Regions from separate parts of the Homo sapiens genome. Here regions 1 and 2 are each linked to region 3. The links are chromatin contacts, found by Hi-C or POLR2A ChIA-PET in ENCODE. All regions are on one chromosome and are shown on one strand. The core of a region is the stretch at or near the end of the contact, and the rest is flanking DNA. Distances in the headings are between cores, read along the strand shown.

What was found. Hi-C counts contacts between places; a loop is a spot of excess contacts on that map. ChIA-PET counts read pairs that join two places held with the same protein, here RNA polymerase II (POLR2A). Pooled maps may share reads with other maps.
Region 1: a loop to region 3 is called in a map of naive thymus-derived CD4-positive, alpha-beta T cell, with 2.8 times the contacts of the local background. The contact joins two enhancer-like sites. A Hi-C loop is called at or near these places in 1 of 168 maps with a recorded cell type or tissue (naive thymus-derived CD4-positive, alpha-beta T cell), 1 of 37 single-sample maps with no recorded cell type and 7 of 50 pooled maps.
Region 2: a pooled map shows a loop between it and region 3 (4-fold over the local background). The contact joins the promoter of LINC02384 here to the enhancer-like site in region 3. A Hi-C loop is called at or near these places in 1 of 168 maps with a recorded cell type or tissue (naive thymus-derived CD4-positive, alpha-beta T cell), 3 of 37 single-sample maps with no recorded cell type and 10 of 50 pooled maps. POLR2A ChIA-PET finds 5 or more read pairs at or near these places in 3 of 52 experiments (AG04449, CD4-positive, alpha-beta T cell and T-cell).

The regions. Positions count from the first base shown.
Region 1 is chr12:68,041,023-68,044,086 of GRCh38, forward strand. No RefSeq gene overlaps it. Among named protein-coding and RNA genes, the nearest start is that of IFNG-AS1, 53 kb to the left of the region's middle. RefSeq lists an enhancer at 1,185-1,434. Within about 2 kb of position 1,454, at least 4 of the 41 ENCODE cell types and tissues checked have a DNase peak (open chromatin) inside an H3K27ac peak, as active enhancers do.
Region 2 is chr12:68,450,016-68,452,930 of GRCh38, forward strand. LINC02384 (long intergenic non-protein coding RNA 2384) reads right to left here and starts at 1,469. Exons shown (of 4, transcript NR_120458.1): 1 at 1,352-1,469. RefSeq lists enhancers at 1,328-1,657, 1,718-1,857.
Region 3 is chr12:68,239,506-68,242,578 of GRCh38, forward strand. No RefSeq gene overlaps it. Among named protein-coding and RNA genes, the nearest start is that of IL22, 13 kb to the right of the region's middle. RefSeq lists an enhancer at 1,700-1,839. Within about 2 kb of position 1,651, at least 11 of the 41 ENCODE cell types and tissues checked have a DNase peak (open chromatin) inside an H3K27ac peak, as active enhancers do.

The sequences.
Region 1 (3,064 bases), core at 204-2,703, 200 kb before region 3:
TACAGCATGAGTGTCCCAGTGAAATCAGGCAGCAGTGGGATCACGTTTTAATGACTCAGAAAAGACATGTATCACTTCTGCCATATTTTAATAGTTAAAAGTCTAACAAAAGCCCTCTTAGTTCCAAGGGGATAGGACACAGACTCCAACTCTTGATGAGGGAGTAGCAAGTTTCTGGAAAACTATATTAACAGGAAATACTGTAGTCATTTCCATAAAATACAATCGGTCACAAAGTGCTTTCCTAGAAGTTCATACTGGATTCTTTCTGCCTCATTTTCACATACAAAGCATCAGCAAATCCTGACAGACTGGGCTGCAAAATACATCCCAAACCTGATCTGATCTCACCATCTCCACTGCTCCCACCCTCGTCCAACCCAACATGTTTCTCTACCTGGATCACAGCAAAGTCTACTGAGAGGTTCCTCATCTCCAATTTAAAACCCCATAATCTACTATTTATAGGGCAGCCAGTGAGAACTTTGAAAAAATGTAAGTCTAAGCCTATCATCACTGCTCATCTTAGAACTATCCAATGGCTTTCAATTATGCTTAGAATAAAAGCTAAACTCCTAATGGTGGCCCACAAGAACCTCCATATTTTGGCCCTATTTATCTGTCTCATTTCATCTTCAGGCTTCTTTCCACCACACTCTGACCTTCTTCCTCTCACTTTAGCTCCTGGGTATGTTTTCAACTCAGGCACCTCTGATCCCAAATCTCTTCATATTACACTGTTCCATGATTCAAATCTGCTTGAACCTTCCCAGACCACTCAATATAAATGAGCATCAGTCCCATCACCGTCTATTCCTTAACCCTCCTTTATTTTCCTTAATGTACTTATCACTGTCTGAACTTACACTGTGTATGCATTTGAGTCCTTGTTCATAGTCTGCGTCTCCCTCTAGAATATTAACACTTTATGGGCAGGGCTTTGTTTACTGCTTTATTAACAGTGCTTAGGTCCACTCAATAGTTAAGTTGAATATTGAATAAAGAATAAAAGAAGAAACAAAACAAACAGTATAGCCTTTCAAATCAGTGGTGGTGTAAACGAAGATCTATTATCACTGTCATGAAAACATGTTTGTGTTCTTTACTAGATCTGGGCTATCCTTTCTTAGTGTCCTGTGGTTTCATGGACTAGTTTAGGAATGGTTGGTTGTTTCTAATGTGTAGCACTTAAGAAACTTTCAGCTTGAGCCTAAGTGTTTCCAGTGCTGAGGTTCAGTCATGTCTGGGCATGTTTGGTGAGGTGGTGGTGACAGGCCTCAAATAATTCAATTCTAATGAAATATTTGGCTTTAAGTGGATGAGGAGGAAAGGTACTGTGGCTTTGGCGTGGGTGTAGTTGGGGGTAGGTATAGAGGAGAGGAAGAGAACCCGAGGACAGCGATGTTCAAGTGAACATGTTATCACTCGTCTGGGCTTCTCAACACAATTGAACACACTTCCTATATTTGGAGAATTCCCCACCTCCTCTGCAGCCAGTACACTGGTCTGTGACACAGACCCAGACAATCACGTGCACCTCAGCAAGTTTTCTAATCACAAGCATGTATTGCAAAGAAACAAGTGCCACCTAGAGCCCACTCTGGTGAGAATGGCAGCTGGTGAATTCAGTTACTAGAGGGAGGGATGGCTAAGGTCACACCACGAGCTAGTACCAGCAGGAGTCTGTGCCTGGTGGAGTCAGCAGTTATTCCCACCTGGTCTGTTCTTTACTGTGACTCTGAGAATTGGTGCTGGCTGGGAAGCCTCCCAGCCTGCTTTCCGGCCTCCTGGGAAATCTTATATTCTTTAATAAATTCCTTTTCTGCTACTACTAGATTTTAATTGGTGACAACTGAGAACTCTGACAGAAAAAGATGGGGTGTTTAATTCCAGTCTACTTCACTGATTAGGCCTGACACCTAGGGAGAAAAGATGTAGAAGCCAAAATGTCAGGAATTATTTTAATAAGCAATTTTGTAAGACTTGGAGTTTGAACAGCGGTACTTTGCTCCCCAGGCAACAAAGTTCTGCATCAAGCTGGAAAATGAACACTTGCCCACTTTTCCCTGAAATACAGCAGGGTCCTGGCTCCATGGAAGCTCTGGTGAAATCGTCTTCAAACATCTTTTAGAAGGCTGAATACTTTTCCATTGAGATACACAGGACCCTTTATAAAACAGATGAAAATGGACTGCTTTGGTCAACGTGACACTTGGAGCCCCTAAAGCCAGGATGGCCTCATAAACCCCTCAGTGGTGAGGCTCAGTGGCAGTGCCTGGCTGCAGGCTCCCCAAGTCTGTGACACCCAGCAGGAGAGGGACAATCTCCTGAGACGACACCTGAGAGATGCATGCCAGGAAGGTAGCAGGTGCCATATGAGCAGATTTATCTCTGAGCATATGCCCTGATGGCTCCAAAAAGGCTGGTGGGGAGGCAACTTTGCAAGGACTTTGGGCTTTGTTTCAGGAATGAAGACAATTAACCACAGGATTTGAATATTCTGTAATTAATGTATTTTCTAACATAATCTAGTGAAGCCTGGGGAATTTTTAGTTGCATACCTCTTTACTCAACTATGTCTTAGCAGTGGTACATTATGCATATTCAAGTCATTGAAGTTGCCTAAACTTTAGTAAACTTGCTTATTCATTCTGTTGCTCATTAATTTCTCCCAGCCTTGTGGGAGAGCAACTAAAGTTAATCATCACTACCTCTCCACCTGGCTCTCCAAGGGTTGTCAGTGCCTATCCCCCACCCTTCATTCATCTCTCAACACCTCCCAGAGAGCTCCGGACATCTCTGGCATAATGTTCTGATCCAATATTTGCCTATTGGACTTCATGTCCTCACATCATTTTAGCTGCCTTTGTTAACCAAATTCCCGTAGGTATTTTATATATAAAAGGCATGAGCTTCAGGAGATGAGTGAGAATCTAATGCTTGATGATCTGTCATTGTCTCCCATCACCCCCAGATGGGACCATCTAGTTGCAGGAAAACAAGCTCAGGAGGCTGGGCGAAGTGGCTCACGCCTGTAATCCCAGCACTTTGGGAGGCCGAGGCT
Region 2 (2,915 bases), core at 219-2,718, 210 kb after region 3:
CCCACCCTTAATCTGGGTGGGCACCATCTAATCAGCTGCCAGTGTGGCCAGAATATAAAGCAGGCAGAAAAATGTGAAAAGGCTAGACTGACCTAGCCTCCCAGCCTAAATCTTTCTCCACTGCTGGATGTTTCCTGCCTTTGAACATTGAATTCCAAGTTCTTCAGCTTTGGCACTTGGACTGGCTTCCTCGTTCCTCAGCTTGCAGACAGCCTGGTATGGGACCTCATGATCGTATAAGTTAATACTACTTAACAAACTCATATATATATATATATATATATATATATATATATATATATGAATGTGTTTTATATATATATATATGAATGTGTTTTATATATATATATGAATGTGTTTTTTATATATATATATATATCCTATTACATATCCTTAACAAACTCATATATATATATATATATATATATATATATATATATGAGTTTGTTTTATATATATATATCCTATTAGTTCTGTCCCTCTAGAGAACCCTGACTAACACAGGCACTGATCCATGACTTAATCACTTCCCAAAAGGACTCACCTCTTCATACTATCACATTGGGTATTAGTTCCAACATATGAATTTGAGGGGGACACTAACATTTAGACAATAGCAGGTGGTAAAAAAGACACATTGTCCTCACCTTATGGAGGTTCCCTAAGGGTGGAAGGGATGGAAGATATACAAGGATTAAACAGTTCAAGCTACAGGACAAGGGTTGTCTTAAGAAAGATGGCTTGACTGAGAGAAAGCAAATTGGTGTTCTTCAGTCTTTTCATGGGTGCTAGATACTTCCTTGTTGCCATTTCTGCATTGCCAGAGCCACACACACACACACACAGAACACAATAGACTTTGTACAGCTTCCAGTGCAAAATTAGAAACCAGAGCTCAATATCTAGTTGACAGTGACAATATGGTTATTAGAAAAGCCTAAGTATGACATGTCTTGAATAATCAATGATTGAATCATGTGCCTTTAAGCTTAGCTTATGCCAAATGCCTCCAGGAAAGGTTATTTAAAAAAAAAAAAACTCAGAATGTGCTCACTGGCTTACAGTGATTGAGTTATGCTGTGGGCCATGGTAACTTCTCTGCAGTGCTCAAAATAGATGAAGGGCAGATCAGTCACCCTGGGGAATTTTATCTGCCTCATTTATGCATCCAGAGATGCTGCTTACATAAAGCCGAAATAAGCACAACCAAAAGGCACCAAGGAAGACGAATAAAAGGTGACGATTCAAATAGAAACCAAGAAAACAAGAAAGCAATCAACAGCAAAGATCAGGACCAGTCCCTGTTGTAAAGATCTGAGTAAGAATTCGGCCTGTGAAGATGGTACAGTACCTTTAACTTTCTGATATCTTCTAAGAGGCAGATTTAGAAACCTCTTCCTGGAGAAAGCCACAGCCTCCAGCTGTTCTTGTTCTACACATTCAGGCATGGACCCTTGCCACAGCCTCTCAAGGATTCACACTTCACACTGGCAGAGCACTCTCTCACTCCTCCTGGAGATACTGGCTCCTTCTTGACCTGCAGGCAGAGCACCAGAACCATGTAAAAATGTGACTCAGGCAACTCACAGATAAGCAAAGACCTCCAGGCAGAGCACCAGAAAGTCAATCAAGAACCATGCAAAAATGTGACTCAAGCAACTCAGAGTTAGGCAAAGAAACTGAAAGTTTCAAGAGTTCCCCTTGGCCAAGTTTACACCAAAACATTTTTATTATGCGAGTAGTTTTTAAAGGAAATCATTCATCATAAGTTTGCAGAAAAGGTCTGCTCCTTGTCTCCAGTTGCCTTGGAGATCGTCAAGGGGTGGCTGGAGGTGAATCTAAGAGACTGGAAATTCAGTTCATGGTCAAATCCATCAGTGTTTTAAAACATTCTAAAAAACCCAACAGCACCATCTGTAAGGACTGCATCATTTGCGAAATTTCTTGCTAAATCAGCTGGCCAAATGCAAAGCCAATTGCTTTGGCTTCCGTACAACACCATGCTGCAGCCAGGAAGTATTTTAAGTGGATAATGAGTAGTCTCTTCTCTCAATGAATACGTTCAAATAACATCGACTGCCTGTAATATGCAAAGTTCCTAGTCAAGGCTGCCTTAGGAATTCCTGCCCCTTAACTTAACGCTTTAATCTTTATCAGGGAAAATATCCCTCTTCTCTAGTGATGTTTAAGAAATCAATTCCCTGGCAATGGCCCAATACACTTTCCAGCTCATACACAGACATGTAAAACTGCACACACAGAGAAACACCCAAATGCACACCATTCGTACTAGTTCTGAGATATGCAAGGCTTACACCCTGCATCCAAGAATGGCTGCCAAGTTTTTCCTTTATTTAGTTATAATACCTCCTCTAAAATTATTTGGGGACCCAAAATGGCCTTTTTGTGTGAGGAAACACACATAAGAAATACCTCTCTGCCTTTTTCCCTTGAAAAATATAGTTATCTATGGAAAATCTGTGTGCTCTCTCTCTTTGTCTCTCAGATAAAAGTGGCAAAGCAGATGGAAGCTCCTTCTGTGAAGAAATCAAATTCTATACTCCTTATATCCAACCTCCATTACTCTATTTTTGTCATTTAAGTTATATAGTAGATATGTAATAAATGCTTCATTATTTCACTTATTAAGTTGGCTTCTCCCTCAAGGTACTTTAGAACTTTGGTACCCAACAGCAGCTCTGGGATCATGAGCTTATCAGAAATGCAGACACTCTGGTCCCATCCTAGCCCCCCCTCGAATCAGAATCTGCATTTTAACAAGATTTCTAGGAGATGTGTAAGCACATTAAGGTTTGAGAAGCACTGTTTTGGGACACACCTTGATTCTCTTTTTTTTTTTTTTTTTTTTAGTTTTGGTTTCTTTTTTTAGACTTAGGGAATACAAGTACAGTTTT
Region 3 (3,073 bases), core at 401-2,900:
TCATTGTGGTCATATTCCCACCTGAAAACAAAAATATTAGCCACCACAAGTACTCTTCAAATAAAAGGGAGGAAAGGAGGGGAGAAGACAAACAATGAACAGAAATCCTATCTGCTACAGCTCCTGCTTTTATAGCAATTCGAAAGACCCAAGTTAACAAGTGTGGATTCTTTCTTCCACCACCGCTTTATTTTTCCCTTACCCTCTGCCTGTACCACAGTAGAATGGAGTCCTTTGCCTGGTAAAGTGACTTAAACCCTCATTCCCATAGAAACGGAATGCTTAATGATTCTGTCTCTTCTGAGTTGATGCAATTTTCCAATGAAAATACTCCTGAACAAGGGGCTGTTACAAGAAAAATCCAGTGAATCTCCTCGGTTCAGGCAGAAGATAAATTCACTGAGGCTGTGTTTGCCTCCGAGACAAGAGGACTTCAGCCTTCAACCCTTGGTATTACTTCATTCTCCTCATCTAAGTGTCTTCACTCAAATCTTAAAAACTTCCTTTCAGAAAAAATCACCTGTCTTCCTTCAATTCCTATACGGAGCACTTTCTGCTAGTGAATAATATAGTATAAATGAAGAACCAGAAGAAACACTAAAGAATTTCTTTTCCTGTTTGTGAATGTGATTCATACATAACTCCTATTTCCCAGGCAACCCATGCTGAGTGTCACAGTAAGAGTCACAAGCCAGATTTCTCTGGCTCTGCTCCCTTCCACTCCAATGCAATCATTGCTTCTTTCCTAGACTCTCGTCCTGGCCTTGCTTCTATCCTTACTCCTCCTAGATTTACTCTGCATTATCAACCAGAGTGATCTTTACAAAACATGAGTCATACCAAGCCTTCCTCATGCTTGAAACCCTCTGGTGGCTTTTCCTCAGCCTTAGAACAAAATCCAAAGTCCTGCTCTAGCTTGCAAAGACACACATACCTGGTCCTAGTCAAATGTTGGGCTCATCTTAAGCTTTGCCCTTTACCCAGGCTACTCCAGTCCCAACCTTCTTGCTACTTCTTGAATACGCCAAACTTGCCTCATCTCAAGGTGATATCCCCAGATATTCACATGGCCCATGTCCCCACCTCATTCAGATATCTGCCCTCCAAGAGGCCTTCCCTGATCTCCTTACCTAAATTAACCCCCATTAAGTTCTACCCCCACGCCCTACTTTGTTTTTCTTCATAGCAGATATCCATGCTTGTTATTATACTATATGTCCTCTGTTATATTTACATTAGAATGCAAGTTCTATGAGGACACGGGCTCTGTACGTATGATGTTTACCTTCACACCCCATGGCATCAGGTTAACACCCAATAAGTACATACTGAAAATTAAATAAGTGGCCAAAGTAAATAAATAACTAATTTCATATGTGCTAAGTACAACAAAGAAAAATGAAGTGGGGTGATGGGAGGGGAGGGGAGGGTGTGGAGGGTGGTGAAGAGGTTGTGTTTGATAGGGTGGCCAGCATAGATCTTTCTGAGGCAGTAACATTTGAGCAGGACCTGAATGAAGGGAGGGAATTATCATGAAATATTAGTGGGAAGATTGTTCTGGGCTTAGGAAAACAGCCAGTGCAAAGACTCCTTGTCAGGAGCTAGACTGGTGCATGTGAGGACCAGCCGGTAGGCCTTGTGACTGCAGCAGAGAGCTCAAGGGAAGGGTGATAGCAGATGAGACTGCAGAGGTGGGGTGATGATATAAACTTTCAGTTTCATTCTCACTGTGAAGGGAAGCCCTTAGGGGAAGCCAGGATGTGCCCAATCTACTGTTTTTAATTTGTAAGTTTACTTTGGCTCCTGAGTTAAAAACAGACAGTAGGAGGAACTTTAGAAACTTCAATACTATGGTAATTTAGAGGACAGATGATAGTGGCATGGATGGGCTTTAGCCAGAATGAGAAGTGAACAGATTCAGCCGTTACTTTGGAGTTAGAGCAAACAGGACTTCTGACACATTCAATGTGCAGGGTTAGGGAAGGAAAAACCAAGGTTGACTCTAGCTACTTCTGAAATATATCAGAATATAAAGTCTCTCAGTTTCTTACCTTCCAATTTTAGGGGTAAATATTCTTCCACTTATAGCTCAGTTTCCAGAAGACTGGCCAAAAAAAATATGATATCAACTTTTGCTCTAGTCATTACATGGAGACTCATTTGGAAAAGGAAAGACTCCTTAACCTCAGCTAATCACAGAAAAAAAAATATTATAATTCTATCATCCCTGAAAGGGAACATCAGTGCCTCTCAGCATTTGGAACCTGCCATGGGTGAGCAGCAACTATCTGAGGCCCATGGTACAGGTGGTAAAAGAACTTACCAAGACAGTTGTAGGTAAAGAAAGGCAGATTTATTAGAGAAAGTATGATAATATGTTGCAAGAGTGCAATGGGCAAGTTAGTAAAAGACGGGCTAACTGCCGGGAAACAAAGGCTTGCTGGGGATTTTGTAGACTGGAACGTGGGCCGAAGAGTGCTGCCTGCAGTACTGATAACGCCAAGGCTGCAGGGAGCTAACTCGCCGGTGTCTGGTGGTAAGCTGGGCACAGGAGGGCTATATGTCCTGGACCATGAAGAAAAGCAGACTTTATAGCTTATCTACTTGCTTTTTTTGCTTTCCCTCAGTCCCACCAGCCTAACTCCTTTTCCTTAATTAGGACTTCACATTCCCCCCCTAACAGAGCAAGAATGACAAATCTTTGGCATGTGAGTGAAGGTCTCATCTTCCAACTGCTTCCTGCTGACCAGAAGTGAAGAGTTGGCCCTACCTAGGATTGCTGCTCAGTTAGGAGGTTCCATGGGTCTAAATCCCTAAGTTAGGACTTAAATTGAGCCGGGTTGCTGTGAGACTATGGGGGAACCGCATTTGCAGCCTAAAATTTTGTTCTGCTGCATCCAAAGGAGAGTCATGGAGTTCTTTTAGAAGCTGATATCCCTCGCTGCAGTAACATTTTGGTTTGAGATTATTGTATTCTAGAAGACGCAACATGAGATATTGCAGTAAAAATATGTGGTGCAAGTAAACAAACTAATATGAACATTATTATAGGGGGGAGAAGTTGGGCAACCCA